2 separate regions of the Homo sapiens genome follow, and region 2 is linked to region 1. Evidence: chromatin contacts called from ENCODE Hi-C or POLR2A ChIA-PET data. All regions are on one chromosome and are shown on one strand. Each heading gives the region's core, a stretch centred on a gene start or an enhancer-like site at or near the end of the contact. The rest is flanking DNA. Distances are from core to core; before and after follow the strand shown. Region 1 holds the start of PTCH2 (patched 2). Region 2 overlaps EIF2B3 (eukaryotic translation initiation factor 2B subunit gamma).

Evidence for each region. A loop is a pair of places that touch in the nucleus more often than their neighbours do. ChIA-PET counts read pairs that join two places held with the same protein, here RNA polymerase II (POLR2A). Pooled maps may share reads with other maps.
Region 2: a loop to region 1 is called in a map of posterior cingulate gyrus, with 2.3 times the contacts of the local background. The contact joins the enhancer-like site here to the promoter of PTCH2 in region 1. A Hi-C loop is called at or near these places in 2 of 168 maps with a recorded cell type or tissue (endothelial cell of hepatic sinusoid and posterior cingulate gyrus) and 1 of 50 pooled maps. POLR2A ChIA-PET finds 5 or more read pairs at or near these places in 5 of 52 experiments (H1, PC-3, Panc1 and 2 more).

The regions. Positions count from the first base shown.
Region 1 is chr1:44,841,783-44,846,739 of GRCh38, forward strand. It overlaps PTCH2 (patched 2), which reads right to left and starts at 1,471. Exons shown (of 22, transcript NM_003738.5): 1 at 1,079-1,471; 2 at 65-257. The coding sequence starts at 1,150. RefSeq lists a silencer at 1,417-1,686.
Region 2 is chr1:44,944,303-44,949,259 of GRCh38, forward strand. All of the region lies in intron 3 of EIF2B3 (eukaryotic translation initiation factor 2B subunit gamma), which reads right to left. Among named protein-coding and RNA genes, the nearest start is that of EIF2B3, 40 kb to the right of the region's middle. Within about 2 kb of position 2,874, at least 9 of the 41 ENCODE cell types and tissues checked have a DNase peak (open chromatin) inside an H3K27ac peak, as active enhancers do; they include endothelial cell of umbilical vein, where a contact is called at or near this core.

The DNA of each region.
Region 1 (4,957 bases), core at 221-2,720:
CTCACCCCGTTCTTGTCTTGGGCTCACCATACCTGAGCAGCTATGGCCAGTGTCCACAACTTACCTTCTACCCAGAGCTGTTCCAAGTTTGTCTCAATAATGGCCATGCGGAGACCTAATGCCAGGGCCCCAAAGGCCAACAGTCCCAGAAAGAGCACTTTGCCACAATGTCTCTGGATCCCGCATCCCAGAGAGAAGAGCAGGCCCTGGAAGTAAGCACGAAGCCAGAGTGGAGCCTTCAGGCTCCCAGCTAGGATCTGGGATGGAAAGAGAAGGGTCAGCCAGGCATCACTGCAACAATGCATGAAATCCTTCCCTTCTCACCCTGTATATCTGCTGCCCAGCCCTCGCTTCTTGATTTCTGGATGTGGGACAGGGAGCACCAACACAGACACAGGCCCAGACTTGGAAGATGTAACACCCACCATCCCCAGCACACACCTGAGGAAGGCATAGGCCTATTTTCCTTTCTTTTCTTTTTGTTTTCTCTCCTTTTTTTTTTTTTTTTTTTTTTTGAGACGCAGTCTCGCTCTGTTGCCCTGGCTGGAGTGCAGTGGTGTGATCTCGGCTGACTGCAACCTCCGCCTCCCAGGTTCAAGAGATTCTCCTGCCTCAGCCTCCCGAGTAGTTGGGACTACAGGCGCCCGCCACCACGCCCTGCTAATTTTTTATTTTTAGTAGAGACAGAGTTTCCCCATGTTGGCCTGGCTGGTCTCGAACTCCTGACCTCAGGTAATCTGCCTGCCTCAGCCTCCCAGTGTTGGGATTACAGGCGTGAGTCACCGCGCCCGGCCGGCATAGGCCCATTTTCTGAGAGCAGGATACATATGTACACACACCTGTCGTCGGGTGGACACAGAGGTGAACCCACAGACATTCATTCTCACTGGCCAGACGATGAGGAGACACCGGCACAGACACACCGACACACACGCACAACTTGCTTGCGGTGCTGGCTCTCACTTGCCTTCAGACATCTAATGACACTCGGCACTTCAAGACATCACAAACCTTGCAGAGGCCCGAGTGACAGACCTGGCTCCGCTCTCTTCCTTCTTCCAGCTCCCCCTCTACTCACCTGGGGTGCTGCGGTTCGAGCTGGGGGTGTGTAACTCGGGGGCAGCTCTCTGAGGGGCGGCGATCGAGTCATGCTGGCGGGGATGGGGGGCGCGGGCGCCCCCAACCCGCGTTATCTGGGCGCTCCCATAGGCTAGCCCGGTCTCCCGGTACCGCTGGGCCCCGCGTAGGGATTCAGTGGGGCCGCCAAGGCGCGGGCGTGGGAGAGACTGTGGGGTGTGGGTGTTAAAGCGGCTGGGAGGGAGGAGTGCAGGGAGCTGCGGGTCCGGGGCGCGGCGCCGGGATTCACCCGCTCCGTGGGCCGTGGGCCGCGGCGGCTGGAGGAGGAATGGGTCCCGCGCGCAGGCGGAATTGCTGGCCCGAGACGCACAGCAGGGCTCGAGGTGGCAACTGCAGTCCCCGGGAGGCGGCTGGAGCTCCAGAAAAGGGAGCTGGCCGGGGCGACGCCCTCCCATTGGCTGAGGGGCCCGCAAATTACCCTAGCCGCGCGGCCCGGCCCGCTGCTAGGTAACGGCGCCGCAGGGGGCGGGGCGGGAGACCACCCAGGCTGGGCCACCCCGCGCCTCCCTCCCGCCCGCGGGGCCCCAGGGAGGAGGAGGGAGGGGGATCCCGGAGAGGCGCAGCGCCGGCCAAGTGTAAGTCCAGAGGCTTACGCTGAGAAAGGGCCTTTGCGGGCTCTGTTAGGGATACACTTTTTTTTTTTTTTTTAAGACGGGGTCTCACTCTGTCACCCAGGCTGGAGTGCAGTGGCTCCATCTCGGCTTGCAGGCTCCGCCTTCCAGGCTCAAGCCATCCTCCCACCTCAGCCTCCCGAGTAGCTGGGATCACAGGCATGCACCACCACGCCCGGCTTTTTGTATTTTTGGTAGAGAACGGGTTTCGCCATGTTGCCCCGGTTGGTCTCAGACTCCCGAGCTCAGGATATCCGCCCGCCTCAGCCTCCCAAAGTGTTGGGATGACAAGCGTGAGCCACCGCGCCCGGCCTAGGGCCACAATTTCTTTTTCTTTTCTTTTTTTTTTTTTTCAGGCTTAATTCACTTTATTTTTCTTGTATAAAAACCCTATGTTGTAGCCACAGCTGGAGCCTGGATCCTCTGCGCGGAGACTCTGGTGTGGGTCTTGACGAGGTGGTCAGTGAATTCCTGATAGGGAGACTTGGTGAATACAGTCTCCTTCCAGAGGTCGGGGGTCAGGTAGCAGTAGGTCTTAGAGATGGCATCAAAGTGGGTAGGGCCACACTTTCTTTCCGACCCAATCAAAGCCCAAGATTTCTTCTGTTCACTCTTCCCGGCTTCCATTCTTGCCCTCTTCAGTCCACTCTCTCCACTGAGACCAGAGTCATTTCTCTAACATGCAAATCTGATAGCTCCAAAGCACAAGGCCCACTTGGAGCACAGGGCCCTGTGTGATCTAGCTAAAGCCTTCTCTCCCATAGTTCCCTCACATCAGTGTTCCCTCGTTCCTGCCTTTGTACATGTTTTGGTCCTTTTGTCTTGGCAGATAATCTTCAAAAACTGAACTTGAATCACCCCCAAAACCCACCTTTTTTTTTTTTTTTTTGAGGCAGGATCTCCCTCTGTTGCCCAGGTTGGAGTGCAGTGGTGCCTTCACAGCACACTGCAGCCTTGAGCTCCCAGTCTCAAGGGATCCTCCCACCTCGACCTCCCAAATGGCTGGGACTACAGGTGTGCACCACCACACCTAGCTAATTTTTGTAATTTTGTATAGACAGGGTTTTGCCATGTTGCCCAGGTTGGTCTCAAACTCCTGGGCTCAGGTCATCTGCCCACCTGGGCCTTCCAAAGTGCTGGAATTATAGGCGTGAGCCACTGTACCCAGCCTACCCCCTCTTTGAAACCTTCCTTGATTCATGTCTCTCTCCTGGCAGATAATTGCTTCTTTGTGCTCTGCATAACAACTCAATTTATATATGTATAATTGCATTTATGACACAAAAACTTATGTACTTGAAAGTCTGCCTTCTTCACCAGACAATAAATAGGTGCTTAATAATTGTTGAGTGAGTCACTAAGAGTTGCAGAATTCAGGGTGTAAAGGATTGGAAATTGGGAAGAATAGAGGCAATAGTCCCTCTATTAAACTTTCAACTATCCTATCTGAGTGTGCTGTTTCTATTGGGTTCCTGATTGATAAACCTCAAGTGGCAGAGTAGGGTAAAATCAATATTCCAATATGTAAAGTTTGAGAAAGAGAAAATGAATCTACAATAAGCTAATTTTTCTAACACAACTACTATTATCTCTGGCAAATTTCTTGGTCAGTTCTTCCAGACTTAAAAAAAATCATTCCATCATAAATATTTCATGTTACTATGTAGTTTTTGTAATCAATCATTTGGAGAATATCCTTAGGACAGATTCCCAGAAGTGGGTTGTTTGGGTCAAAGAGTATGAACATTTTTATGGCTCTTGATACACACTGCTCAACTGATTTTTTGAAAGCTTGTGCAAATTAACATCATCTCTAGAGCCTCAGTCCTGGGGAAGAGGAACATTTAGGTTGAAGGGGTGAACACCTAACAGGTTTGCCATTTCCATTTGTCCATTCACCCAGAAAAATGCCTATGGAGGAACTAATATATGTATGATGCTGTTGGCCAAACAGTAACTGCACATGAAAAGCAGCCTACCTGAATAGCACTTTCTTCTCCCTGTTATAGAGTGTGTCCTGCTGAGCATAAAGTGGCATGGTAGCTCATGCTTGTAATCCCAGCCCTTTGGGAAGCTGAGGCGGGAGGATTGCTTGAGGCCAGGAGTTCAAGCCCTGGCAACATAGTGAGACCCCATCTCTACAAAAAATAAAAAATTAGCTGGGTGTGGTGGCGCACACCTGTAGTCCCAGCTACTTGGGAGGCTGAGGCAGGAGAGTTGATAGAGGCTGCAGCGAGCTGTGATTGTGCCATTGCACTCCAGCCTGGGCGACAAAGTGAGACCCTGCCTCAAAAAACAATAATAATGATAACATAAAAAATTTAAGGTTAAAAAGAACTGTACCCCTAGCAAGTCTCTGAAATAGAAACAGCCTCTAACTTAAGTCTGTATGGGCCCCTAGTTTGCTCTTGGGGCAATAGCTGAAGACAGGGAGTGGCCTGGACTCAGCACTGGTTGTCATCAGGAGTACAACTCCCGATGCTATGCTTTAAGTAAGTCTTAATCTCCTTCCTTTTTACCAGACTCTGCAAGACATAAGGTCCATGGATAAATAGATTTGTAACCACTTGGGCCTTGGGACTCTGCTTTCATCATAGGCCCATCACTGCTAACAATTGTGACAAAGTCCACCATTTCTATGGATGCTTCCAAGGCCAAGTCTGTCTATTAAGGAAACCTCTTGCCTTATAGTTCAAAGACTAGGATGGAAGAAATGGGTCTACAGTTTCCAGCCTTTCCAACCTAGGGCCTAGTGCTGTCTGGCTGCTCCAAGCTACAAAATGACCTGTCTTCTCCCAAACAAAATGGTTTCCTGAGCCCAGCTAAGCTCAGCCAGAGCCAAAGCCATAGACCCCAGGAATAGGAAGGGATAAAGAGGCTTCTCTTCTCTTTCTGCAAGCAGCCTCCTTTATGATAGAACAGCTTGTTTCACTGTCATTTCCACTGGTCCTGGGTACGTGTTTTGGGCCTAAACTAGAGATATTCTCCAAATAACAGGATAAAAGCAATCTAATTAAATCTCATTACTGACTCATGAAACAAACGTCTTGGGATCTCCTTTTTTTAAATTTTTTCAATGAGACAGGGTCTCATTCTGTCACCCAGGCTGCAGTGCAGTGGCATGATCTTGGTGCACTGCAGCCTCTACTGCCCAGGCTCAAGTGATCCTCCCATCTCAGCCTCCCGAGTAGCTGGGACCACAGGCGCGT
Region 2 (4,957 bases), core at 1,624-4,123, 100 kb after region 1:
AAGCTTTGTCTTGGAAAACCAATTATGCTACTTTAAAAAAGTCTAGGCTGGGCAGAGTGGCTCACACCTGTAATCCCAGTGCTTTGGGATGCCAAGGCAGGAGGACTGCATGAGCCCAGGAGTTCAAGGTTAGAGTGAGCTATGATCACATCACTGCACTTCTGCCTGGGTGACAGTGCAAGATGCTGTCTCAAAAAAAAAAAAAAAAGGCCTGGCACAGTGTCTTGCACCTGTAAGCCAAGCTACTCTGGAGGCTGAGGCAGGAGCATCACTTGAGGCCAGGAGTTTGAGGCCAGCCTGAACAACACAGTAAGACCCCATCTCTAAAAATACATAAAACATTTTTTAAATTAGCAAATAAAATTTTTTAAAAGTTAGCCAGGTGTGGTGGCATGCACTTATAGTCCCAGCTACTTGGGAGGCTGAGGCAAGAGGATTGCTTAAACCTCAGAGGAGTTCAAGACTCTAGTGAGCTACAATTACTCCACTGGATTCCAGCCTGGGTGACAGAGTGAGGCCTTGTCTCAAATAAATAAATAGTCTGGAAAACATTGGACCAAATTATTTTGGGTTCAAGAATGAAGTGAGTCTACATGTATTTTTTTTTTTGTAAGTACTCCAAACTTTCCTAATATTTTAATTTAAAATCATGATTCCTGGTTTGGGTGGGAAAATGGATGATTTCAACTCATAGTCTACCAAATCAAAGAGTCTTGTTTGCTCAGAAAGTGAGACTCAACCATCAGAATGCCTTATGTTACTGCCTGAAATTTCTTATTCTGAATATAGAATCTGCAACAGAATCACCATTTCTTTTTCCACATGTAACTTGTTATTTATAGCCTGAACAATTTCTTTTGAAGGCCTTTTAAAGTTAAGCTCAAATTCGGATTGTTTCCTACTCTTCTGCTTAAGGCTCTCTAAATTCTTTTTAGATTTTAACTCTGAGACTAAAAAAAAAAAAAGTTCCCACTGGGCGCGGTGGCTCACACCTGTAATCCCAGCACTTTGGGAGGCCGAGGCGGGTGGATCACAACGTCAGGAGATCGAGACCATCCTGGCTACCATGGTGAAACCTCGTCTCTACTAAAAGTACAAAAAATCAGCAGGGCGTGGTGGCAGGCGCCTGTAGTCCCAGCTACTCGGGAGGCTGAGGCAGGAGAATGGCATGAACCCAGGGGGCGGAGCTTGCCGTGAGCCGAGATCGCGCCACTGCACTCCAGCCTGGGTAACAGCGCAAGACTCCGTCTCAAAAAAAAAAAAAAAGTTCCCATAAACATCTCTTTAGGAAAAAAAAAAACCCTACACCTGCAACTCACCATGCAGGAAGCAGCAAACGTGAACAAATCAGACCACATACATACAAACTAAAGAAACAGCCTGCAGAATCCTACTTAGAACAATGCTTAGAAAGACAAGGAGACAAATCATTACTAAAGACATTCACAGAGTTGTCATTACAACAGTACAGAAGTTGCCCCATTTCATCAGAATGAAAATGACAATTTGCTGAGGAAAAAAATCCCCTTTCTATTTTTCTAAGTTTCTCTAATAAGATGGCTGTTTTTTTGCAAGTTTACTGATCTACAATAAATTGAACTATTAAGTATACTCCAAAATCAAGAAAATGACTCCAATGCAGATGCCTCAGAAGTGGTAACAATGTTGTCTTGGCAAATAAATGCTGTTATCATTCGATATCTGCAAAAGTGTTTAAATCTGTCAGTACAGTGAATGCCAAACAAGTCCTGCATAATTGTGAACAGGCTGTAGGCTCATTTCTCTCTTTGCGTTTTGATGACTTTTTGCTAAACTGAATGCAAAATCCCCAAGGATCACAAGGAACAGACCCCTCCACTCAATGTCTGGTTGCCATCTGTTCTTAGTGTGAAAAGAAAGGCGTGGGTCTGAAAGAACAGGGCCTAGCATACAGACGGAGGTGCTGTTCCATCAGCCCCTCTCCTGCCTCTGTTCCCAGAGAATGCACCATGTAAGAGTCACTGAGACCAAACACATCTCATCCTCTGTGCAACTCCATCACTTCCAAAGGAAAGTGTTTGTTGTCTGATCAATTTCCAAAGCTGGAAATCTCAGAAGAAGAAAGAAAGGAAAGCTAAATCACACTTATACCTTCATAATACCTTTTTTTTTTTGAGACAGGGTCTCAGTCTGTTGCCCAGGCTGGAGTGCAGAGGTGTGATCATAGCTCACTGTAACCTCAAATTCTTGGACTCAAGCATCCTACCACCTCGGCTTCCTAAGTAGCTGGGACTACAGGCACCACATGCCACTATGTCCACTAATTTTAATTTCTTCTTCTTCTTCTTTTTTTTTTTTTTTTGTAGAGACGGGATCTCACTATGTTGCCAGGGCTGGTCTCAAACTCTTAGGCTCAAGTGATCTTCCTGTCTCAGCCTCCCAAAGTGCTGGAATTACAGGCATAAGCCACTGAGCCTGGCCTGATTTTATAAACGCTGTAACAGAAAGAAATGATCATTGTTTTTATTTTTATTCTAAAATGTAAAGCCCATTCTAGGAATGCAAATGGCTTTCTAGTAACTGGAGCCCAGAGAGAGAAAGTAGAAAAACTGATAAGACCCAGAGAAGTATTTTTGATCATGTGTGACCACAAGCCATGAATAAACATGGACTGTTTGGACTGTGAAGCAACTGTGTGTCAGAAATGCAGTTAATTTTAAAGTTCCCTGAACATGCCAACACTCAGCTGCCTTTGTTTCATGGACCCACTTCTTTTCTAATGCCAACAGTATGCCTCTTCTGCAGAGACCAACTGGCCTCTCCAAAGATCTCCCTACTCACTATTCCAACAGTCATTGGTATGCCTCATCCCAAGCCTGCTCCTCTAGAGAAGCCAGGGCAATGTCAAGGGCAGAAAGCACAACTCAGAAGGAAAGCAGATGTGTGCACTCTTGACAATATAGAAACATGCAAGGTTTCAAGGGAAGGCAGCACTTTAGTGTTTAAAGTGTCCAAAACACCCAGGAATTCAAAATCCAAACTGCTGCCAGTTAGTCTTGACTAAAGTAAACAAATTAAGCTCAGAAAACCCAATTACCAAGCCATGGCAAAGCCCAGAAATCTCTCATTACAAGAACATTTTCGATCAAGCCAAAACCACTGAGTAAAATTAGAGGGGAAAAAAGGTTAAATCAGAAAACCGGATGTGTGTGTGTGTGGCTGTAGTGGTGGGGCGGGAGGTGAGGAGAGCTACTGGGAATAGCCTCTTTTCTTTTCCTGGCAGCTGTTCCATGACAGATTGTTATAAATAACACAATCTGGCAACCGATTTCTTATGACAAGGAGAAAGAAAAACACATTTACTCCCTTGGAAAAAAACTGTCAGGGCAAGGTAACTACCATGCTTCTCTACTCACCCAGTGCTTCCACAAATAATGGCTATGATCCAAATCACCAGCCTGCATGCCACCCCTGCCCATATGGAACTCATGAATTCAGCTACTTGGTGTGACTATGAAGGTCACATTTTACATTTTCCTATGTGGTCCAATCCCAGTCAAATCCCCAAGAGTAGTTTGTGTGCTTTTTCTTTTCTTTTCTTTTTTTTTAGACAAGGGGTCTCCCTATATTGCCCAGGCTGGTCTCAAACTCCTGGACTCAAGCAATCCTCCTGCCTCAGCCTCCCAAAATGCTGGGATTACATGCATGAGCCACTGCACCTGGCATAGTTTGTGTGCTTGAATAAACACCAAAGGCTAACTGCAATGGAGACCTCAGTTTTGGTTTAAAATGCTTGGAAAAGATTCCAGTCTATAGTCCTCAAAGTGCAAGGCCAAGGGCCAACTGCCACATTGTTTTCACTGAGGTTGGGGCAGTAGCTCTAGGAAGGGAAATGACCAACTCAGTCAGTAAGTAAGAAATGTGATAATCCTTGGGCTCACAGCTAAATATCCTTACTATATTCCTTAGTTTAATCATGCTGTTGCTACCATCCAGAATCTGATGCCAGAAATCCGCCCATAGTCCAGGATGGAAGTCCTTCCTCTCCTGCCCTGTCCCCTACTCTTCCCCTATTGCACTGCCTTAGTTCAGGTCTCAAAATCTTCTTCCAGTCTCTTGGCTGGTGTCTCTCTTGCTCCAGTTTTCCCTTATTCTAATCCATACTCTAATTTCTACTGCATATGTCTTTTCCCTGCTCAAAGACACCCTAAAACAGTGTTTTCCAAACATCAAAAAAGTTGAACTTATTGCCACTTACCTTAAAATTTTTAAAAAAATATATAGATCACTATAATATGATATGCTCTTTATATAATATATATAAAGATAGACATTTAAAAAGGAATAAATAAAACATTTAAAAACAAGAAATTCTAACATTTTCCTCTGGTACTTAATTCTGTACACCACCTGGCTTTGAGTACAGCCTATTTTGGAGATTGCTGCTCAACAAGATTAAGTTGGAATTCCTTAGCATGATTTTAAGGGTCTTCAAAATATGACTCCACCTACCTAATTCAGTCTTCTCTCCCCCAACTCCCCTCCACATAGCCAATGTTAACTTTTTCTTTTCTTTTCTTTTCTTTTTTTTTGAGAAAGAGTCTCGCTCTATTGCCCAGGCTATTGCCCAGGCTGGAGTAAAATGGCACGATCACGGCTCACTGCAACCTCCGCCCCCCGAGGTTCAAGCAATTCTTGTGCCTCAGCCTCCCAAGTAGCTGGGATTACAGGTACATGCCACCATGCCCAGCTAATTTTTACATTTTTAGTACAGACAGTGTTTCGCCATGTTGGCCAGGCTAGTTCTCAAACTCCTGACCTCAAGTGATCCTCCTGCCTTGGCTTCCTCAGGTGCTGGGATTACAGGCATGAGCCACTGCACCTGGCCGCCAGTGTTAATTTGATAGAGTCGACTGCCAAGAATGTATACCCTAGTCTGTCTTCCTACTCTATTATATATTTATCCATCAAAATTCAG